Regions from separate parts of the Mus musculus genome. Here regions 1 and 2 are each linked to region 3. A link is a loop called in an ENCODE intact Hi-C map of the cell type or tissue named here. Cell type or tissue: heart. All regions are shown on one strand.

Region 1 (8,000 bases), 48 kb after region 3:
CCTGGAAAACCGCTCCTTGACAGAATGATAAAAAGGAATTTGGAGATAGCTCCCTGTCCCACCTAATTTTTTCACCTAAGCTTATGGATACAGCAGATAGGGTAAGGATTCTAGGCACACAGACCTCATCCTTTCAGCACAACGGCCTCGAGTTGACCAGCCAATGAACTTAAGCCTTGCCTAGCCCCACCCCCCCCACTATGACATCACTTCTGCCAACCTCAGCGTCTGCGCACTATTGCATTACGGCGGAACTATTCTGGCGACGCCTGCTTTGACCCAGGCGGTGGTGGGGAAGGGAAACTGTGTTCTGCAGGATGCGTCACAACCGGAAGTGAAAGGCCGGAAGTGGGGTTGGACAGGTTTTCCCCAGGGGTGGGGAAGCAGAGGCCGTGGAGGAGTAGGGGAGATTAAGAAGCTAGAGCATCCTGGCCTCTACTCCGAGTCTTGTACCGGTTCTCTTAGATCTCTGAGGCTCAGAAAAAGGAAAGGGTGTCTCATCCCGCTTTCTCGCTTTTCGCTTTAGCCATGGCGGAGACAGGGGCCGGGATAAGTGAGACCGTCACTGAGACAACGGTTACTGAGACAACGGTTACCGAGACAACCGAGCCAGTGAGAAAGGCGGGCAGGGGGTCTATTTAGGGGTCTGGGAGGCACTGGGAGGGGGAGGGGGGTTTGGAAAGTTGGTGGGTTTGGGATCTGGGACATCATGTGGGGTTTACTCTTATTGGGAAAATCGCAAGGAACTAAATAGAGATGCTTGGAGCCGCTCAAATGGTTCAAGTGACTGGTCAAGGATTGTTTAATCCGTAGTTACAATTAGAGTATAGGTGTTAAGGCTTGGGGTGGTGGTCTATGTACGTAATAAACGGAAACTGGGTTAAGGAGCCAGAAAGGTACTGGGAGGAAGTGAAACGCCATTTGAGAAGGCGTGGTTTTGGAGGCAAATGTACAGAACGAGTACTTACCAATAGTGCTTACCAATAGATAGTCATGGAATGGGTGCGTGTTAAAGCGGAGGAAATGAGGAAACAAGAAAATAAGGTGAAGTGTGTTTTGGCAGATCAGGGAGGAGAGAAGCAAATGAGCAAACAACTTTTGCAAAAACAAATTGCTTTCAAAGGGAGAAAGATGCGTTGGGTTTGACAATGTCTGGGTTGAAGGAGATTAGTAGTTTAGCAGTTATTACCAGAGATGCCAGAATGTTAAAGAATAAGTGGATAGGATTAGGGAGCCCTGGGCTTGAAGATGAGAGAAGAAAGAATGAAGGCTTTTTTGTAGAAGGAGGGTTTTGGATATTTGTTTTATTTTGATATGTGTGTGTGTGTGTGTGTGTGTGTAGGCCTGAAGTTAACCTCAGATGTCTGAGACATGGTCTATATTTATTTATTTATTTATTTACTTATGATACAGAGTCATTGTGCCTGGAGCTGGCCAAATAGGCTAGTCTGGCTAGCAAGAGATCTGCCTTTTTGCACCACCACCACCACCACATTTGACTTTTTGTTGTTGTTTTTGTTCCCGTGGATACAAGGGATCAAACTCAGGTCTTCATGCTTGCACCAAAAGAGCTTTACCAACAGAGATGTCTCCCCATCCCTGCTTTATTTTATTTTATTTTTTTCTGAGAAAATAGCTATACCATGTTGCAGAGGCCATTTCAGTCTCCCAAGTGCTGAGATTACATACCTCAGTCTCTTTAGAACATGAATAAGAGGTGTGAAGAAGAAAGTGAGATCAAAGGCCAGTCACAGGAAAGGGAGAAAATAACATTCATATATTAATGCCACCAAGGGTGATAGCGTTGGTTGTATCTTAGTTTGCCAATTTGCTGGCACCTTCCCTAGTTTAAGAATTGCCTTCTTTGCATACTATTGGTTATCAAGAACAGGGATTCATACTCTCCACAAACAGGCTGTCCTGCCTCTCCAGGGGCATGATGTGTGTTACTGACTGAGCCAGGGAAGAGAAAAAAGGAGGTTCCATAGGAAACAGGAAAAATCAAGAGGAAGTGAGTCAGATGGGCCCACACCTCTTTTAACTTTTCAGGAGAATCAGAGCCTAACTATGAAACTTCGGAAACGCAAGCCAGAGAAGAAGGTGGAGTGGTCCAGTGACACTGTGGACAATGAGCATATGGGGCGACGCTCGTCGAAATGTGAGTGTGGGTGGCCCAGTGTCCCTGGCCACCATCTCACTGTTGCTTTATAGCTCTATCGAGTTCTTGGTTGGAAAGAAAAATAGGTGGGAATAAAACTATGCGGTACCAACTGCCTGGAGTTAGGGGTGGGGGCGGGGGCAAGCCATGGCAGAATGGGAGTCAGGTTTTTCCGACTCTCTCTTGAATTCCTGGGGGAAGAGGCTAAGGCAGCTGGATTCCAGAAAAGTAGGGAGAGGTTTTCACACAGATCTGGTGGAAATGAAACTGACTGAACACTGCTCTTCATCCTTCTTAGCTGGCTTTCTCTCTCTCCATTCAGGCTGCTGTATTTATGAGAAGCCTCGGGCCTTTGGCGAGAGCTCCACCGAGAGTGATGAGGATGAAGAAGAAGGCTGTAGTCATAAGCACTGTGTACGGGGTCACCGCAAAGGACGGCGTCCTACAACCCCAGCACCCACCCCAACCACTCCTCCACAGCCTCCTGATCCCTCTAAGCCCCCTCCAGGACCTATGCAGCACTAAATCCCTCTCACCATTCATGTGTCTGCCTGCCCCAAATATATCCATCTGACATGGGGACTCCACCCATTGCCTCCGTTCTCCTGCCCCCTTCTTCCGTCTCCTGAGTGATAGAGAAGAGGAAGAGGAGGGTGGATACAGATCCTGGAATTCTGACTTGCTGCTGTTCCAGAACCCAGGCTTCTGGGTTCTCCCAGCCCCTGCTTCCCTACAGTTTGCTCCCATGCCTGGGATCCAGGCATCTTGGTCCCAGTCTATCCCTTTTGTTCTCACTGCCAAACTACCTGTCCTGGGATCCAGTATCTTGGCCACCTGCACCCTCAGCTTGAGTCCCAAGCACTTCAACTGGGTTTTCAACGGTCCCAGCTTTCACTGCCAGGGCTCCAATCAGATGCCAGGCAATCTTGCACCCCAGTTCTGCGTATTAATCCTGGCTTATGGTTCTTCTACTGATGCAGTTTTCCTAAATCTTAGTTCTTGCCTGTGGGATGTAAGGTTGTGTGGAGACTATAGGGTTCCCTGGCCCTTCTGCTCCTCTTACCCCTTATGGCTCTCCAAAGGAGTTAGGAGAGGTCTTTGTCATTCACACCTAATGGAAAGTGGAACCAAAAAAAAAAAAAAAATAGCCATGTCCTGAATATAACATTTCTGACAAAGCTGGCTGAGACCACTGACTTAGAGCCAATGATTTTCTCAGCCTTTAATCTTTGAGCTTCAGCATTGGTGTCCTAGGGGCCTGGGTCCCTAAAAGGAAAGAGGGAGAAAGCAAAGAGATGAGGGGACAGGCCCCTGCAGTATGCTCCTACCCTTTCCTGCCTAGGCTTTGGTGTCTGCCAACCCAGGTGTCTTGCTCTCTCAGCCCTCCCCGGCTGGTGCTAGGATCTGGGTACTGCCCTCCAGGCCTCTGGCTGTGCACAGTACAGAAATCAGCAAAACCCATGGCACCACTTAGATCTCATTTATTGCCACAGATGCACAAAATAAATAACCCAACATTGCACAGTGTGTTAAATACAGGCCCATTTATACACAAGGGAAGGATGGGAGACTATACAGAATGTTTGGGGTGCCTGAGTTGCTCCCGGGTTGAGGAAGGAGGTAGCACCATTAGTTCTTTTATGTGCAAGATAAAGTTCCAAGAGGGTGTTCAATGGGAAAAGGCCACGAGCAGAGGAAACAGTCATAAATGAAAGGTTGAGTATAGACTGGCTTGCATACATATCCTAGAATTTATGTTCTAGGCTTCAGGTTTGAGCTGCGCGGCTTAGGTTATGAGTTAAATGTCTTAGGAAGACTTTTTTTTTTCCTCTGAGAATCCTCAGAGTGGACATGAGCAGGAAGCTGCAGACTTCCTGCTGTGCATCATGCCCTGAGCCTTTTGGGATTGGAGGTAAATTAGGACTGTTTCCCAACACTGGTGGTACAAACAGAGCCTCTTTCTCTAGCCTGGCCTAGAATGGTACGGAAAGAGGACTCAAGAAAAAGGTCTTAGGTCATGGAGACTCGGGACTAGACTGGCTTAAAGGCACGAATGTACAAGCCAGTTGAGGTTTTGATTTGGGAGAATGTGAGTGGACAAAGGGTGCTTATTAATACTCCTGTTCCGATAGGTGTTACAGACAAGGTCACTGAAACAGGTGGGGATTTGTGCAAGGGACAGAAGTAGCCTCGAGGCCATCTGGACTACTGCGGTAGGGTAGGAGCTAGAGACCTGAGGCTCAGGCTTCTCCAGGCAAGATACGCAGCGGGGTACGCGGGTCACAAGTGCAGAGCAGGGGGAAGACACGCTCCCCGAGCGGGCCCGGCGCCTGGAAGGCGAAGAGCAAGTCCAATGAGCGGCCGTCATAGAAGGCCACACGACCCCGCTCCCAGTCCAAGTCCACGCGAATGCGCTGCGGCGGGGGCCTGGCACCACCTAGCAGGGTGGGCTCTGGAGCCGTGAGCGCCCACAAGCGGCCGCCGCGGCCCTCCACGGCCCATATAGCCTCCGATGGGCACAGCTTGATGAGGCCCTTGCGGGTCACGGACTCCCCGGCAGCGCCCACGGCGTAGCAGCTCTCTCCCGCGTTCTCATCCTGAGCTGTAGAGTCTCTGAAGGACGCGCCTTCCGCGGTCTCCACCTCCCAGCAGTGGCGGCCTGACGCGAAGCCCTGCGCACCCAGCACCGCCGGGAGCTGATCAAAGCGCGCGGGGCTGTCCAGCGGCGCAGGCGTTCCGGGTGGAGCCAGACTCACGCCGCGGTAGTCAGAGGAGATGAGCAGATCACGGTGTGCTGTGCGAGGGTCGAGCGTCAGGTCAGCTGCAGAAGAGGGGAGAGGGGGAACAACACATGGTACGTTTTTTAAGTCTAGAGAGAAGGGTGAAGAAGAGCAGAGGTGCTTGAGTCCTCTCGCAGTTCCCCTAGCGACCAGGGCGACCAGGATGGGAAGACACTAAGGCACAGAGCCGCTTTGTGCTCTGATCCACCACTTTTGTGGAACTGGACTTGGACAAAGACTATGCTGGTCAAGGAACCCAGCATGGAGACCTGAGGGGAGGCTGGTGTGTGGTGTTGGTGGAAGAGTGGCGGATGGGACTTATAGGGAGAATGATGACTAATACTTGAATCTGCAAGTGTGGTGGCTTTAATCCCAGCACTTGGGAAGCAAAGAGGGCAAAACTCTGTGAGTTCGAGGCCAGCTTGTATAGCAAGTTCCAGGCCCCTTAGGACTACATAGTAAGACCCTGTGTCAACAACAACACAAAGCAAAAACCTTGAATCTGGGTTGGGTACGGGAGCCAGGTCAGCAAGACTACTTACTGAGAGAGACTGATACCTGAGAGAGACTGATACCAGATAGGAACTAGAGTGATTTAAAGGAAGGGCAAAGGGAGGAATCCAAGGTATCTAGTAAAACCAGCCCATTTACCTTCCAGGCCAGGCCCATTTCTATAGGAGGTGTGGTCAGAGGAGATACAGAAATTGCCTAAGGGACCAGAAAGAGTCGCTGGCCTTGCAGGTATGGGGCGCTTTAAGGAAATGCTTCTGGATTAGGAGCTAGAAGGAATTTGTATTAAGTGAGATGGAGGGGTGACTAAGGAATGGAACATCTCGAGAGCTACCTTGGGAATGAGCACAGAAGGGGTAGAGGAGGTGCTGGAGTCTTGACCCCCTTTCCAAGAATGGGAGGAGGTGGAAGCAGGGATCTTGTACTGTCTGGGGGTACATAAAAAACGTGAGGGAACGTGGCTGAGATCTGAGGAATTAAGGATATTGTTCTGGGTTACATTGTGCCTCCTGTCCAGCTGTGGAGTTACATATGCATAGCCTCAGCACATTAGAGGCAAAGACAGGGACTAGAGGTCCATGCCAGCCTGGGATACATAGAAAGAGACTCTTTAAAGGGGGTGGGGTGTCAGTTTTGTTCCCCAATTTTCTGAATTTACCTTATGCGTGTGTGTGTGTGTGCGCGCGCGTGTGTTTGAGGGGAGGATTTTCACAAAGGTAATCAGGTTAAAAAATGAGATTATTACAGTAGGCCCTGATGCAGGATGATTTCTATCTTAAAAGAGAGTGGAGACACTTGCACACAGAGACAGGTACCTAGAAGGAAGCCCAGGTGAGACCATCTGTGGACCAAGGAAGTATTGAGGTTTCCAGAGCCAGGAGAGAGCATGGAACAGATTTCTCCTTAGCCCTCAGACTTCTATCTCTAGACTTTGAAGTGCGAATGGTGGTTGTTCAAGCCACCTATTTGTGACACTTCATTATTTCAGCTGTAGGAAGTCAAAACTGATACCAAAGTGGACTTGAGCATTTTCTAGAGCGAAGAGGGAGCAAACAGAGCATAGCTTATGATCCGCTCCCTCCCCTCTTCACCTGTCAGCCTGTGAAGCATGTTTTTGACCACGGGGTAATCTTCAGGGAGATCCTCCTCTGAGTTAGATGGCTTGGGTGCTGGGACATCGAATCTGGAGAGACGAAGGAAGTTATTGGCATCCCTGTCTTTTTGATGCTGCTTCTGATGATCCTAACCCACTCACTTGTCACAGAAACAGGTGAGGCTACACTCTAGAAAGCCCGTTGCTAAGTGGAGGTAAAGAGAGGGGTCTGGAGGGAAGGTCATGGCTATGGCTGTAGGTAGTGGGAAGGAAGAAACAAACAAAAATGGAACTCACCGTCTCCATGTCTTCCTCATATCCTGGTACGGGCAGAAGAAAACATAGGTGTGAGTTCACACTGTGGGACATCTTCCCCTCCGCCTCAGGTGAGCTCTGACTGCTTGATACCTTCCCACCTTTTAAAACCATCTCCCCACCCCACCCCAAACACCCTGCCCGCTCTGCTCCATTTTTCTCTTCAGTTCTCCCTTCTTCTTTCATGTCCTTTACTTCTGCCTACTCCAAAATCACTTTCTCCTCAGGTTCCTAGCTTCATCCAGACTGTTATATGCCTTCTCCATCCTTCCACAGCCTCAACACAACTACTTCTTACCTCTTGTTTAATCTTCCCAGGCCCACGCTCTCTTTTAGTATGCTCTCCTTCTTTAGTTACCAGCATGTCTTCCAGATATATGTCCACCCCGTCACCACAAAAGGGACACACACCCATATTCCTTGAGCTAAGAGTTGTTATATAAAAGCCTAACAATAAAGCTGCTCTCCTTTTTGTCTTAAAAGCTCAGTGGCGTTTATTGGGCTCTTTGGTTTTATTATGTCTCTGTACCCTCAGGCCCCTGATCTCAGAAGTGTCCTAAGAGACCCTACAGATTTTGTAGGGAGCCATGGAAGCCTGAAGAGGGCGCTAGATTCTCTCACCCTCCAAACACTGGGTTTCCTTCATCCCTCTTTTCTGATTCCAGAGAGGATGGCTGGGAAGGCCAGTGTGGCAGGAAGAAGAGAGGATGGCAATTACACCTAGACTAATTAGGTCTGTGAAGCCTTCAAAGGGCGGAAGCCAGACCCAGGGCGGGAGGGCTGCTAAGGGGTAAAAAAGCCAGATGGATGGTTTTGAGGTACTGTAAAGGAATAGGAGTGGTTGATGTCTAAGGGGCTCAGGGAGGGCCTAGTGGAAAACTTTATGGCTGCAACGTGGAGACTAGCAAGAGGCCTGCCAGCTGTTCACCCCGACCTAGCTTCCACCTGTTTCCGCCCGTGCCTGGGGATCTGGGAGGAGCTGAGAACAATAACAACCCACAGTTCGGCTATGGCTTGTTAGGGGAACCCCTGCCTCACTTGAGGCACTTTGATTTGACACACACACACACACACACACATACACACACACACACACACACACACACACACACACACTCACACTCGCATTAGACTCCTAATTTCC
Region 2 (8,000 bases), 100 kb after region 3:
GGGCGTTTTGACTTTTGCCTCTGCAGAAAACCTTAAGTTTTTCTGCCAAGTACTGAAGGTCAATGACTTGTATATTGTTAAATCCCTATTGCAATGCTAAGGTGCATTGTGAGACTTTCTTTGGAGATGCAAATATTTTATCAAAGTCAACAAGAGTTCAAAGGGTCCTGTGTACTCATGAAGCTCATCTGTCAATCAACCCCTTAGTAATGTAGACTGTAGGGGCGGGAGAGGTGGCACAGCGGTTAAGAGCACTGACTGCTCTTCCAGAGGTCCTGAGTTCAATTCCCAACCACATGGTGGCTCACAACCAACCGTAATGGGTCTAATGCCTGTTTTGGTGTGTCTGAAGACAGCAAGAGAGTCATACATTAAAAAAAAAAATCTAGAATGTGTTTTTTTCATTTGAATTCAAACTTTAATTCAGTGTTTCTCAACCTGTGGGTCTTGCCCATCAGAAAACACATATTCCCAATGGCCTTAGGAACTGAGACACTGCTCCTCCATAAAATTACAATTATAGCAACAAAATAATTTTGTGGCTGGAGGGTCACCATAATATGAAGAACTGTATTAAAGTAAACTGTATAAAGAACTGTATTAGGAAAAGTTGAGAACCACTGCTTTAATTCAATAGGTTACTATTTTGTTAGGAACTGAAAGACTTTATTTTCTTTAGAAAAAAAAAACGTTTATTTGTGTGTGTCTTGTGTCTGTGTATGTATGTGCATGAATGCATATGTGTGGGCGTCTGTGTATGTATGCCACATGTGCCTGTGGAGCTCAGAAAGATGAGTCTGATGCCTTCAACTGGCCTAATCTGCGGTTGTGAACCAGCTGGTATGGGTACTGGGAACTGAACTTTAGTTGTCTGGAAGACCAGCAAGTGTTCTGAACTGGTGAGCCATGTCTCCAGTTCAAGATATTTTGTTATAATATAATAATCTATCATTTTTCAATCATTTATCATTTATCAATTTTCTATCAATTTTTGATGTCATAATAACCTCCACTGAATTTATTGAGGAATGTAAGAAGTAGTTGTATCCCATGATACATACACTGCACTCCTGAGAAAGAACCTTTTAGACTAGACACAGATGAGACTGGTTTATCCACAGATTTACGGTGTTTCTCATCACAGGTCTTCTGACTTTACCCTTTAGTCCCTGGTGTCAGGTGAGTTATCAGCAGGCATTGTGGAAAAGCCATTTTTCCATGGAGCCACAGTTGGCACTAACCCAATACACACTCACCAGATACCTTAGTAAATGCAAACCACACAGGCCCTCTTTAATCGCTCGTACTCTGAACCCCAGATGCCAATCATTACAAGGAAAAGCGTTGGGATGAACCAGCAAAAGTAACTATGAATACATTTCACAGGACTGGAGATGGTTTAGCGATTAAGAGCACTGGCTGAGCTGGGCAGTGCTGGCACACACCTTTAATCCCAGCACTTGGGAGGCAGAGGCTGGCAGATTTCTGAGTTTGAGGCCCTCCTGGTCTACAGAGTGTGTTCCAGGACATCCAGGGCTACACAGAGAAACCTTGTCTCGAAAACAAAATAAAAGAGCACTGGGTGTCTTCTGGTGTGTCTGTAGACAGCTACAGTGTACTCACATACATAAAATAAATGTCACACACACACACACACACACACACACACACACATATATATATATATATATATATATAACAAATTTTACAAAAATCAGATGACTGTGTGAACACACAGTGAATGCCCATCTAGGGCCTTAGAAAACGCAGTGCAAAAGTGAGCACCTTGGCTGTGGATGCCACACACAGCCACGACATAACTCAGCTCTTGCCGAGCTCCTGCTTCTGTCTAACTCCTCCCCCTAACTTACTCCCTGCACTTGCCAACTCCTTTCGCTTCTTCTCTGGACCCAGTGAGTTTGAAAGCTCATATATTGCTCTATTTCAAGGAAGTGTATAATAGCATAGCCGTATGCTTTTGTTGACACAGGTGTGTCTAACAAGTCAGATGATCCTACCCATTCCACTCAAGAGGTAGAGATAGACATATCTCTTCACAGCATCTATAGCCCAGATGTCCACACTGCTCCATCTGCTGTGTTTTTTGGATGTCTCCTAAGACTGTAAATAAGGATTATTTATCTAGTGAATGACTAATTACCTCAATATACTTTGTGCTAATTAGATTTTTGTTTGTTTTTGTTATAGTGATAACACTTACAATCTATTCTCGTGCACTTTAAAAAGACTGTGACCACCACAGCTTTGGACCACAGCTTCCTGACTGTCTCCCGGATGATGAGATCACAGGCATGTTCTACTATCCGCTGATTGATTTGGGTTTAATATTATTGCTGTTGTTGCTTTTGGAGATCAACCTGTGTAGCTCAGGCTGGCTGGCCTCCCACTCACGGTACAACTTAGAATGATCTTGAACTCCTGTCTTTAATTCCTTCTTGGTCTGGGATCACAGGCACAAGCCACCTCAACTTGAGTTCGGTTTCTCATGCTTTGCCCTACTCGAGACCTCTACTGAATGTTTGAGGTTGTCCCTCCAGGCCATCAGGTAGAATTCAGGGGCTCCTGCCAAGAGCCCTCCATGTCTCCTGAGTCCCAAGAGCTACCTCATTTTTTCCGAGATCTGTATGCTCAAATTTAGAGCCTCATATCTTTCTGTGGTTTTCCTCATATCTTTCTGTGGTTTTCCTAAGTGCTCTCTGGATTGTGTAGCTCGGTATTCAACATGGTGGCTGGCAGTTCCCCGGAGCTGGTGTTTACATTTTGGACAGAGGATGGGGCTTATCAAAGGACACAATTGCAGAGCGGATAGGTTTTCTCACAGATACACTCTCCTCCTTGGTACAGCCTCAGGTTGGCCTCCAGCTCAATATATAGTTGAGGGTGACCTTGAACTTTTGATTCTCTGATATCCACCTCCTAAGTGGTGGGATTAAAATTATTCATCCATCATGCTCAGCTTTATTACTGCTGGAGATCAAACTTCATGTTTGCCAGGCAGAGACTCTACCAACTGGATACAGTACAGACCTCACAGCCAAATTTTTTCTGCTCTGCTGTGTGTATGTACATGTGTGTGTACTGTGTGTGTGTGTACACTGACCCCATCATATCCTATATGGGATAGGGACAAACTTCAAGAGTCTGTTTTCACTTTCCATCTGGTTGAGCCAGGGCCTGTCTTGTCTTTCTTTGTTGTGCAGAGTGCTCCAGGCTAGCTCCTGAAAGCTTCTGTCTCCCATCTTGCCTTGGGAGTTCTGGAATTGCATGTATGCACCACCACATCCAGCTTTTTAAATGTGTTCTAGGGATGGAAACATATCCATCTAGGTCATCAAACTTGTGTGACAAGCATTTTTGTTTATTGAGCCATCTCTCCAGTCTCCGCCATAATTTCTAAAAAAAAAAAAAAAATAGCTTGGGAACCTGGTGAATAGCTCAACCTAGGAGCACTCGTTGCTCTTGCAGAGGAATCAGGTTTGGTTCCCAGCACCCACATGGCTCACAATTGCCTATAACTCCAGTTACATAGGATCTGAGACTCTCTTCTGATATCCATGGACATTATGCACAAAGTTCATATACAGAGAGAGAGAGAGAGAGAGAGGCAGAGAGAGAGAGAGAGAGAGAGGCAGAGAGAGAGAGAGAGAGAGAGAGAGAGAGAGAGAGAGAGAGAGAGAACAGGGCAGTGGCCCCAGCTTCCATTCCCTTAAAGGAGAGATTCTGAAACCAAGTCCTAACTTGGGAGGCAGCACCACCTACTGTCCGTGAAGGCACAATGCTAAAACATTTGACTGAAGGAGCCATGGCTCTATTTTGGGCACAGTTTAGCGTAATTCTGACTAGAACAATTTAGAAGGAACACTGAACTTGAGCTCATGAGATGACATATAAGGAAGCTCATATAAAAAGTTGATAAGGAGATTAAAACAGGAATCAAGTGGGGCTAGGGCTGGGGTGGTGGTGGATTCAAGGCTCCATTAACTAGTAGTTAACTAATGGGTGTTAACTACAAGAAGGAGAGTGAATTCTGAGCCTGGCTTTATTGTGTTCACCTCACTGTACAAGGAAAGAATGTGATTAAGTCCCGAGGTTAATTAAATCCTCTAGCCACATAGTTTCCCTGTATCGGAAAAGGAACCAGGAAACAGAAATTCTTAAAGAAGAGTGGCTTTGTTTAGTTTGGCCAAAAGAGAAAGAAATACTCTTACTCCCCTCCTCTTCTGAAGCAGTCTTATAATTCTATAGCTGAAAGGAGCAAGGTCAGGGAATACGCATATGCTAATTTAATAGGAAGTGAGTCTAGCTGCGGGGACCTCCTTTTCTGACTGGAACGAGGCTTCTCCTTTCCCTCCTCCCATGGGAGGCTCCTAGAAATTCTTTAGGGACTGTCTCAGTCAGGGTTGCTACTCCTGCACAAAACATCATGACCAAGAAGCAAGTTGGGGAGGAAAGGGTTTATTCAGTTTATATTTCCACATTGCTGTTCACCACCAAAGGACTGGAACTCAAGTAGGCCAGGAAGCAGGAGCTGATGCAGAGGCTATGGAGGGGTGTTACTTACTAGCTTGCTTCCCCTTCTTGCTTTCTTATTGATCCCAAGACTATCAGCCCAGGGGTGGCATCACCTGCAATGGGCCCTCCCACCCTTGAACACAAACTGAGAAAATGCCTTACGGCTGGATCTCATGGAGGCATTTTCTCAAGGGAGGCTCCTTTCTCTGTGATAACTCCAGTTTGTGTCAAGTTGACACACAAAACCAGCCAGTACAGTGTCCATTAGTCTGGTAGCCAAAGGAAGGGATACCCTGACTCTCCTTAGAGCATCTGGTCTCCCACCAGAATGAAAATTCCAACATAATCAGAGATGAGGAGGAACCAACGGCCATCAGAGAGAATCCAAGGTGGGCCAGTAATGATCCCAAGTGTCAATCACCACTGCACATGAAAACTGATAAAATATCACGAGGATTAGTTTAGAATTGTCAATACAAATTCAAAAAAAATCTGAGTGATAAGGCTTAGGATGTTGCTCAGAAGTGGGGTACTTGTCTGGCATACATGAAACCCTGGGTTCAACCCCCAGCACTAGTGGCTCACTCCTGTAATTTCAAAACTTGAGAGGCGGAGGCAGGAGGATCAGAAATCAAAAATCATCCTCACTTACATAGAGAGCTCAAGGCTATCCTGGGCTACATGAGACCCCGTCTCAACTGTGACTACACACACACACACACACACACACACACACACACACACACACAAAAGAGAAAGAAATGCTTCTTGTTGTAGTCACAGTTAGGTTAACATAGATCCATTTTGTTTGTATTCAGACAACTTAGACATTTCTCACACAGGACTGCAGATTCTGAACGAAAGGCTTGAAGTACCCAAATTAGGCTAAGTTTACAGGGCATAAAATGATGGGAAGATATCACTCTGCCTCCCCCAATGCAGCATGGGCAGCAGTCTTTATAAGAGGAGCAGTAAAACTACCTAGGGCATCAGGGAAGAACACCTTTGGGTATGTCAATAAGGGTATTTCCAGACAGACTTAAGTGAGGAGGGAAGACCTGCCTTCAAATGGGTGGTATTGTTCCATGAGCTGGGATCTAAAGGGGGAAGTGGGAGAAAGCCAGCTGAGCACCAGCAGGTATCTCTTTTAGATTCATGATCCACCCAGATGTGAACAACCACCCTATGGTCTTTCAGTCACTCCTGTCTCCACACTTTCTCTACCATGATGAACAGTAGCCTCAAACATAAGCCCAGATAAACCCTTCCTCCCTTGGTTTACTTCTTGACAGGTATTTGGTCACAACTACCAAAAGAGTAACATATACCTTGTGGTATCCTCCAGGTACCGCCACTGTTGAAGCTGGGACTATTAAGGACAATTATGTGGACCGTCCTCCGCATCACCCAGGTGTCACGGTCATGTGACACATCTAGAATTTGTGGTTCCACATGTGTGAGGTTCTTGGGGCTCATTCTCAGTTGGTGATATTTGCATTCAAGTTCTGTGAGATTTGCATTAAAGGCACTGAGACTTTCCTCTTCCCCGTAAGAAAATATGCCACACCCTGCCACAAAGTTCATCTCACTGTTCAGTGAGTGCAGCTCATGGGTATTTTCATTTCCCTGATAATTCACTGCTGAAGCAGGAGGAATCTCTTCACCTTCTCCCTAGTTTCACAGGCATGTGAGTGTATATAATTGGCATAATTCAAGAAGAACCGGCTCATCTGCTGGTCTTCTCCCTAGGTCTGGAGACCAAGAAAATGAAGTTGAAAAGGAGAGATTTGAGGTAGGGTATTAAGAGAGTAATTTTGGGGAGGGTGCTCAAACAAGAAGTGGGGTAAAGAAGAGGAGGAGGAAGAGGAGGAGGAGGCACTTCCTTTTTTAGGTCATCCTTGGAAGTTGTTTGAAAGGAAAGGACAAAGTAGCGTCATATGTTCTCTCTCTCTCTCTCTCCCTCTCTCTCTCCCTCCCTCCCTCCCTCCCTCCCCCTCCCTCCCCCCTCTCTCCTGTTCTCTTTCTCTTTCAACATGACATCATTGCACTCTTGGATAACTTGATGGTTAATAAAGGGTCACTGACAAGGTTCCACCTTAAGAGGTTAGTGGTATCAAACAGCAGCAGTGAGCCCTGTAGGGAACCAGCCCCAGAGGGGACACATAAAGTTCTGTCTGAATTCTCCCTGCCAGCCACACAGTAGAGACTGTCAGCTTGTCGTTGATAGTTTACTTCTGGCCATGACCGTAACAAGGTGGCCTAAAATTTAGCTTTAAACTGTAAAACGATTGCACAGAAAACTCTCAAAACAGAATTGGGGTTTGGAGCTCCTGCTTCCTCCAGGTCTGTGGAAGAATTGTATAAGGAATAGTTTCAAGTTTAGCAAATACTGAGTTTTTTTTGAAATCCCTGCAGGATTGTGTCTCTTATAGTCCAGACTCTGGACTCTCTGATAGTGGACAGTGGCCTTAAGTCCAGGCCCCAGTCCACTTTATCTTGCTCCAGATCACCTTCTACCGAGCCCTTTCACATGGGACAATCTGGCCTTCAAAAGACCCAGTGGGGAGACTAGTGAGGTGGGACCATGGGCTCTCTTGACAAGGACAACCAGGACATTTGTCCTATCTGCCTGGATCCCCTGAAGGAGGCTGTGAGCACCGACTGCAGACATCTCTTCTGCCGCATGTGCCTGACCCAGCACATGGATAAGGCTTCAGTCTCTGGGATTCTCAGCTGCCCAGTCTGCAGGAAGCCATGTTCCGAGGGGGTCCTTGGAGACAATTACATCTGCCACACCCACCAGAAGAGGGTGCGCAGGTTCTGTGAGGCTAGCGGACATCTCTTGTGTGAGGAATGCCTCCAATCCCCTGAACACCAGTCCCATACTGAACTCTCCATTGAAAATGCCATCAGCCACTACAAGGTAAGCTTGTGTCACCCCATTGGACCCTTCCTAAGTTCAGATCCTCACAGAGGCTTGGTAACTGACACTCTCCTTTGACTTTTCTGGTCATCCAACTTGGGGCCTTGGTCTTTGCTTTTCTGTGTGCCTCTCTGCTACTATCAGGGTTTCCAGGTCTCCGTGTATCGATGTAGGTGATCCTGCTACTATGATGGTGAAGACCCAGGAAGTATGGGCCACTGTGTTTACTCTTGCTGTACTAGATAATGTATTAGTTCATGAGATGCTGTGCTGGATAATGAGAGGCTGTATTACATAATGTACAAGTTAATGAGATGTTGTACTAGAAATGAGAACCACTTCTTGACTAAGATTATATTGGGTTCCCTGGTGGATGGTCCTAGAAGCTAGTCTAGACATGTCATCAAGTTTTATCTGTGCTGTTATCTTGTAAAGATTTGAAATCTGAAAACTTGTACACGATGCCCTATTCCCCTCTCCCCCCTTTCCTTCCTTTCCGGAACACTACTGTTGTTTCTTGTGTTATTTATTTATTTTTTTCTAA
Region 3 (8,000 bases):
GAACTTGAGAGATTGGTAAAGCATCTCTCTCTCTCTCTCTCTCTCTCTCTCTCTCTCTCTGTGTGTGTGTGTGTGTGTGTGTGTGTGTGTGTGTAGGTACTCCTAGAAACAATTATGTCATAAAGTTTCCAACCTCATGAATAGTTTAATTCATTTGTGGATTTAAAGTTTGAATAGACTAATCCAATGGGAGGTTGTAAAGCTGTGGAAGCTAGGACTTAGTTGGAGGAAGTAGGCCACTGGAAGATGTATCTGGAGACTAAATCTTGCCTTGGCTGCTTCCTGTTACTGCTCCACTATTTCCTGTGCTTTCCCATACGACACCCTCCATGACATGAGTGAGTAAAACATCCAAAACTGTAAACAAAATAGATATTTTGTCCAGGAGGAAAGAGATCAGGCCAGAGAATGGAGAGAAAAGGACGGGAGAGGAAAGGAGGAGAAGGAAGGAGAGGAGCTGCTTGTGGCTAGATTCATGCTCGTAGAACAAAATCAGTCCAGGGGCCATGATGATTTCCTGAAGACATTGTCTTTTAGCAGGATGTTGGTAATTGCCCTGGGTATAGTTTTCAGTGTTTGTGGGTTTTTTTTTCTTGTTTTCCTGTATTAAATCAAACAAACGACACGACGGTGAACAAAAACCACCCAGCAGTGGTTAAAAGCACTTTCCACCAGGCCTGACCATCTGAGTTTGAATCCCAGAACTTGCATGGTGGAAGGCAAGAACTGACTTGCCCAAGTTGTCCTCTGACCACCATGGTGAGCAAGAACTGCAAGTCTCTGTCTGGTCTTTGTGTCTGTGCTGGATAGTTTTATATCAGCTTGGTACAAGTTAAAGTCATCTGAGAGTAGGAAACCTCAATGAAGAAAATACCTCCAGGGGGCTGGAGAGATGGCTCAGTGGTTAAGAGCACTGACTGCTCTTCCAGAGGTCCTGAGTTCAAATCCCAGCAACCACATGGTGGCTCACAACCATCTGTCATGGGATCCGATGCCCTCTGGTGTGTTTGAATGCAGCTACAGTGTGCTATAGTAGTAATAAATAAAAATAGTAGTATAATAGTAGTAATAAATAAAAAGAAAAGAAAATACCTCCATAAGATCAGGTTATAGGCAAGCCTGTATGGTATTTTCTCAATTAGTGATTGATGGGAGTAGAGCCCAGCTTATTATGGGTAGTACCACCTGTAGGCTGGTGATCCTGGGTTCTACAAGAAAGCAGGCTGAGCAATCCAGGAGCAGCAAGCCAGTAAGCAGCACCCTCCATGGCCTCTGCATCAGCTCCTGCCTCCACGTTTCTGCCCGATTTGACTCCTGTCCCGTCTTCCTTTGATGATGAACAGTGAGTGATATGAAGTGTGAGGAAAATGAACCCTTTCCTCCCCAACTTGCTTTTTGGTCATGGTGTTTCATCAAAACAATAGAAACGTTAAGGAACACCTGTAGGTATTTACCAACCCCTAAGCAAATTACTGCAGCCCCAGTGGCTCTAGTATTGACAGTATTCAGATCAGGAGGCAAGCATGGAAGGACTGAGATCCAAATTCTGAATATAGTTGGCAATGTACTCAGTGTAGAATGTTTGGCTAACATACAGAAAGCCCTGGGTTTCATCCCCTGTATCATAAACAAACAAAAATCTGAACACAAACTCTATCCAAACTCCAGGCTGACTACTAAAGTAAGTACTCATGAGATGTAGAGAAACCGGACCATGAAGGAAGTCTGTCCCTATCCTGGTGCAGACACTATCCTGGTGGGACTTGCAAATCTGCACCTTTTTTGGGGGTGGGGGTGGGGTGTTTTGAGACAGGGTTTCTCGGTATAGCCCTGGGGCTGGCTGTCCTAGAACTCACTTTGTAGACCAGCACCTTTCTATTCACCTCCCCACCCCCAATCAACACACCTATAAGCAGAATACTTGTAATCTCAGAATTTAGGAGAGAGGATTGCAGCACACTTGGGTTACAGGGAAAGACCCTGTTTAAAATTACAAAACAAACAAAAAACCCTTAATGGCATAAATCACTAACCTCCAGAATTTTTAGCTGTTCTTAGATTTGGAAGTTTTGGAGAAATTATAGAAACTAGATGACCATGGAAAGGTGCAAAAGCTTGAGCAGAAACTGGACAAACCTTTGTTCATCACTAAGTCACACGGATGCAGAACAAACCACTTAAATATCCTGTCCCAAAATGAAGCTAGAGGGTACAGGAAAAATGGAGCCTGAATGTCAGACACTGCACACAGACACTCCGGGTACGTTAGTTAACACTCGTCTAAAGAAAAAGCCTGAGGATGTAGCTCAGTGACTGACAGGGTGTTTACTTAGCTTATGAGATTTAAGAGCTCAAGTTTGAGGCGGGGTAACATAGTGGCATCTTGTCTAAAAAAAACCCCAAAGAACCAAAAAACATACCGCCTCCAAACAAGCAAACAAAAACGAAAAAACGGAGGCAGAGGTAGGTGGATTTCTGAGTTCGTGGCCAGCCTGGTCTACAGAGTGAGTTCCAGGACAGCCAGGGCTATACAGAGAAACCCTGTCTCGAAAAAAAAGAAAAGGAAAAATGAAAAAATCTCCAGCAATCTTAAGAGAAACCTAACACACATAGTTTTTAACCTGACATGCAAGTGTACTTTCAAGCAAAATATAAACTCATACCTATACAATACAATGAAAAATTTTATGTTAAGATGTTTCGCTACCTCTTTCCCTCTCTTCCCTTTTCTCTCCGCCTCCCATAACCTGACATTTCAGAACCTAATATTTCAATGAGTCACTATCCATGTGAAAAGCAGAGCTTGAGCTAGAAGAACTTAACCCTGTCTCCAATAGGACCCATCCCAGAAGCATTAATGTCCCCACTGCTAAACTTCCGGTGGTGCATTCTTCTCGATTTCCACCCAGCATTCCTTTTGTCCTCCCTCCCAGGCTCAATTTACCTATTTTGACTTCTGTGACCTCCTTGTCGTCCCTGGACCTTGCCCTGGGTGGCTCTGGCTCCTCCCCCATCTTATTTGTGGAAAGTTCTGGGCTTGTTCCCAGGAGGAGGGAAGTTCTAGCCCAAATGGAAGCTACAAACTAGCTGTGTAGTCAAGCTGGAGACTTGTATCATGAATCAGAGTCCACCATCACTCAAAGAAGAGGACACATCTGTGTTTGCCTAGATTTGGGAAGCACTCAGACTCTGTTAGCACTTGACACTGCTTTGAGTTCTGAGTCAGGTCTCAGGAAGTTTCTGTAAGAGGTTGTAGGGTCTTCTAGCCTCAATATCACGGCCACACGAGGGCGCTGCTGCTCTGACCTCTCAGATTGTGTCTGATTGGGAATCAGTTGGAAGTGGCCTACTGAAACCTGGATGGACAAGGGTGGTTAGGAATGAGATGTTTCTGACCACCCAGATCTACGCAGTAGGTGGAAGAAAGTTAGAGCTGTTAGAAGGAATCCTGTAGTATCTCTGAGTATTCCCCTCTCCATCTGTTTGCTGTCAACACTGGAAAATGGAACAGATTGCTTTGTTGTTCCAGTTTCTGTTGGTTAGTTGTGGGGTAGAGACAGTGTATATATGCACACAGAGCAGGGGATTCAACCCAGGGAATATATTAATTAGGCAATCTATTACTGAGCCACACTCCCTGTCCCTGAAAACTATTTTCTAATCATGACCTTTTAAATTTTAGAATGTAAGGGACTGGAGAGATGGCTTAGTGTTTAAGAGCACGTACCGCTCTTGCAGAGGGCCTGAATTTAGTTCTCAGCACCCACATCAGATGGATCACAAGTCTGCAACTTCAGCTTCTCTGTAACACACACATAAATAAATCTTAAAATAAAATTTAGGATGCTTTTATTTTCCCCAGAGAAACTGCAAAGGTAATATATAGAGTCACCAGTTTCTCTGTTTAAAACATCCTACAGGGCTGGAGAGACAGCTCCATGGTCAAGAGCATATTGTCTGCTCATACAGAGGACCCAGTTCCAATTCCAACACTCACATGGTAGCTCACAGTCCTCTTATGACTTCCAAGGGCACTGCATATGTGCTTCTCATGACCTCATGCAAGCATACATATACATGCATAAAACTAAATCTCACATCACCATACATTTTATAACCCATGAAACTATATGGACACACTTATTTATACATATTTTATTTACACTCTTCAGTTGTTACTAATGTCCTTTTTTTTTCCTAGGACGTTATCCAAGGCACCACACACTCGGTCTCAGTTGATCCTTAGGGCTCCTCTGTGACAATTTCTCTGATTTTCCTAGATTTTGATAACCCTGAAACTTTTGAGGAGGACTAGCCCCACATACTGATGAATGTTATTTGACTTAAGTTTGACTGGGACCATGCATTTAAGAAGTCCAGAGAGGCAAAATGATGCCTGCACCGTGTCAAGGTTGTGCACCATGCTCTTGATTTGTCCTGGGGGAAAACCTGTAAGTGTGGCCATTGTATATTGTATAGTTAAGTGTTTTCTTAGTTTTAAAGAAACTACTGGGTATCTCCCATGTGTGGCTATACTATTTGTATCTCTGTCAGCAATGAATGGAGACTTCTGATAGTCATAATTCTTACAAGTACTTGCTATAAAATTTGTTTTCTCATTTCTGTGACCAGATGCATCACAAGAAGTGACCTGTTGGGGGAAAGTTTATTTTGGCTCTCAGTCAAAAGGTAAAGTTCACCACAGAAGGGGAGGTGTGGCTACAGGAGCAGCTAGCGGTGGTACAGGTGGAGTCTGGGTGGGTTGGAAAGTAAAGAAAAAGGAATGAAAGTGCTCAGCTGGCTTTCTCCTGTTTCCATTTTCATTCAGTCTGAGAATTAAGCCTGTTTGATAATGCCATTCACATTCTGGGTGGGTCTTCTCTTCTCAAAAAGCGCCCTTGAAGCTATGCCCAGCAGGGGGTGGTTTCTAAATCCAGACAACTCAGTAAAGAAGATTACTCATAAGGCTGGAGAGATGGCTCTGCAGTAAAGAGAACCCGCTGCCCTCCCAGAGGGCCTGGGTTCAATTCCCAGCACCCATATGACAATTCACAACTGTCTTTAACTCTAGTTTTGGGGGATCTCACACCAACCCACATAAAAGAAAATTAAGTAAATTGTTTTCAAAAAGAAGATTAATCATAAGTTCATCCCATGTGAACTTTACACCCAAACTGTCACTTTAATCCATCATATTCTGTCCTTAATCCCCACAAGGTTTCAAGTATGTCTCATAATATAAAGTGCAGATAGTAGTTGGCTCCTCTGGAAGAGCAGTAGGTGGTCTTCACACTGAGCCATATCTGTGGACCCACTATCCACAGTCGTAACAGCTGTACCATTAGGAAATCTAAATCCAAAATCTCCTCAGAAGTTCTAACTACGAACCCTGTTTAAAAATAACAACAACAAAAAAGTAGATACTCTAATAATGGTATAAAGTTAATATTTCCATTGGGGAGGGGGGCAGAAGGATGAGGAAGAGAAGAAGGAGGGAGAGGAGGAGGAAGAGGAGGAGGAGAATAGAAAAAAAGGAAAAAAATAGCAGGAAAATACTTGTATTGTGGTTTACTCCAAACCCAGCAAGCCAAACACCAACCATTACAGTTCTGTGCCCAACATCAACATCTGAGTGGCTCAGCTCCGCCGTTTGAAGCACTTGTGGCCAGTCTTTGGGTCTGGGTCAACTGTCTGCTATTTTTGTTGTTCTTGTTTTGAAATGAGTCTTGCTGGGTAGCTGGAGGTTGGCCTAGAACCTGTGATAAGGCTTCTTGCTTGGCTTCTTGCTTGACCTCCACAGTTTCAGAATTACAAGTATGAACTGTGACACCTGGGTTAGAAATCCCAGTCATGGTTTGTTTATTTACCTCAAGGGTTTTTGTTGAAAGGTTTAAACAAGTTTTTCAGTCATGTTTGTATTAGACCTTGAAGAACCTGAGTACAAACTTTTTTTTTTTTCTTTTCATTTCTTTTGTGGACAGGAACTCACTTTCTGGTATAAAGCGAAAGGCCCTGAAAAGCATAGTGGGCTGGGCTGCTTCATCTTTAAATATGGAGTGGAAGTATGAATGCAAACGAGGACATGGCTGCTGCTAGGAATGGTTGAAGAGAAGGTTTTCGGGGATTTTTTACTGTAGATGTGAGGGAGAGTTCTGCCAGATGCATCTGGAAAGGTACGTACGGACTGAACTGGACCATAAAGGGGGTGGGGGTGGGAGCAGAACAAGAAGAAAAGAGAGGGGAGGGGGCAAGAGAGGAGGAGCCATGGCCCAAGAGGCAAAGGATAACCCAGCACATGTGGCTAAAATGGCTGAGTTATATAGAAAAGAGAAGCTGGGGAAAGGGAAGCGAAGCCCAGGCCCTGGGTTGGAGAGGTTTAGGTAGGGGGCAGGGCAAGAAATGCTGGGCGGAGTCACAGGGGCTGAGATTTGCCTTGGGTTTCTTTGAGACATAAGAAAGTAGCCACACAATTCTTTAGAAATGATGTATAGGAAAACAAGAAGTAAAAATAACTTTGGAGGGGGAGGGGGAAGAAGAGGGAGAGTGCTACAATAGGGTCTCACAGTGTACCACTGGCTATCCTGAAACTCACTGTGTAAACCAGGCCTCCTGAGTGTTAGGATTAAAGGTATGTGCCACTATGCCTGGCTTGGTGAAAAAAGGGTGTATGTATGTATGTATGTATGTATGTATGTATGTTTGTTTTTCAAGACAAGGGTCTTCTGTGTAGCTCTGGCTGTTCTGAAACTCACTCTGTAGACCAGGCTGGCCTCAAACTAAGAGATTCTTCTGTCCCCTGAGTGCTGAGATTAAAAGCATTTGCTACCACTGCCCGGCAGGAAAATATATATATTTTAAGATTTATTTATTTGTTTGTTTGTTTATTTTATGTATATGAGTGCACTATATCTGTACAGATGGTTGTGAGCCTTCATGCGGTTGTCAGGTATTGAATTTAGGACCTCTGCTCACTCTGGTCAACTCCACTCACTCAGTCCCTGCTTGCTCCAACCCAAAGATTTATTTATTATTATACATAAGTACACTGTAGCTGACTTCAGATGCACCAGAAGAGGGCATCAGATCTCATTACAGGTGGTTGTGAGCCACCATGTGGTTACTGGGATTTGAACTCAGGACCTTTGGAAGAGCAGTCAGTGCTCTTACCCACTGAGCCATCTCGACAGCCCGAATTTTTTTTTTTTTTAATGAACAAAATGGAGAGATGGCTCAGGGGTTAAGAATGCTTAATTTTCTTAAGCGTTTCTAGTTCAATTCCCAGCATCCACTTTTTCCACAACCACCCGTAACCCCCATTCCAGAGAATATGGTACTTTTCTTCTGACCTCCGTGTGCATAAACACATTTATGGTGCACATAAATACATGCAGGCAAAACACTCACATATAAAATTAAGTGAATAAATCTAGTTAAAAAAAAAAACATTGCTCTTAAGAAAGCAAATCTTGCCTTTGAATTTTACAGACAGTATAGCATTACTGCTTTTGGGAGTACATGTCAAGGGTAAATACTCTTAAATATCAAGATCCTCCAGAGGTTCCTCTTCCCCTTCAGTAAGATAAAACCACATCCCCTAATGAGTTGATAATCTTAGTGGCAGCCTACAGCTGAAAGTAGAAGATTCAGAACTAGAGTTGTAGTTTTTCTCTCATCTCAGGTGAAAGAAATTGTGAATAACTGACATTTCTGATTCCCCTCGAGCTGTTGTTAGAGTCAGTAAACAACCTATTTAATTGTCTAGCTATCACAGCCAAGTTGTATCAGGCACTCTTAGCGTTGCAGGCTCTTTTTGTTCTCTGACTTCTCACCAGTGTATATTTAGAGAGAATTTTGTTATATAAATTTGATGTTACCATATAAGATCCTAAGGAAGTGGTTTTACTTCCATGTCCTCAGAGCAGACCTCACACTTCCTACTTATTGCTGTTTTGGAAAGTTATCTTGATTTAGTAGGTTAGAACAGAGCGGCACATGACAGG

What was found. Peaks named below come from ENCODE experiments on the same cell type or tissue, not always from the same donor. Only the 100,000 strongest peaks of a DNase experiment are listed, where the experiment ranks them.
Region 1: a loop joins it to region 3, with 2.3 times the contacts of the local background. A loop is called at or near these places in 6 of 42 quality-filtered maps.
Region 2: a loop joins it to region 3, with 3.0 times the contacts of the local background. A loop is called at or near these places in 3 of 42 quality-filtered maps.

What each region holds. Positions count from the first base shown.
Region 1 is chr17:36,944,035-36,952,034 of GRCm38, reverse strand. Rnf39 (ring finger protein 39) reads right to left here. Exons shown (of 4, transcript NM_001099632.1): 2 at 6,839-6,861; 3 at 6,540-6,631; 4 at 4,049-4,979. The coding sequence ends at 4,399. Ppp1r11 (protein phosphatase 1, regulatory inhibitor subunit 11) reads left to right here and starts at 243. Exons shown (of 3, transcript NM_029632.3): 1 at 243-612; 2 at 2,050-2,158; 3 at 2,481-3,680. The coding sequence starts at 529. The coding sequence ends at 2,683. It overlaps Gm33595 (a long non-coding RNA gene), which reads left to right and starts at 4,953. Exons shown (of 2, transcript XR_385575.3): 1 at 4,953-5,679; 2 at 6,875-7,338. In heart, CTCF peaks have their summits at 4,622 and 7,444 (motif pointing right); DNase peaks (open chromatin) are centred at 274, 4,634 and 7,764; H3K4me3 peaks cover 2,669 bases; H3K27ac peaks cover 1,831 bases; H3K27me3 peaks cover 2,946 bases.
Region 2 is chr17:36,888,302-36,896,301 of GRCm38, reverse strand. Trim40 (tripartite motif-containing 40) reads left to right here and starts at 6,177. Exons shown (of 6, transcript NM_001033235.3): 1 at 6,177-6,325; 2 at 6,609-7,456. The coding sequence starts at 7,118. In heart, a CTCF peak has its summit at 3,796 (motif pointing left); no DNase peak of the experiment used is centred here; H3K27me3 peaks cover 1,078 bases.
Region 3 is chr17:36,992,484-37,000,483 of GRCm38, reverse strand. It overlaps a transcript of H2-M5 not described here. Among named protein-coding and RNA genes, the nearest start is that of Zfp57, 6.0 kb to the left of the region's middle. In heart, a CTCF peak has its summit at 3,280 (motif pointing right); a DNase peak (open chromatin) is centred at 3,283.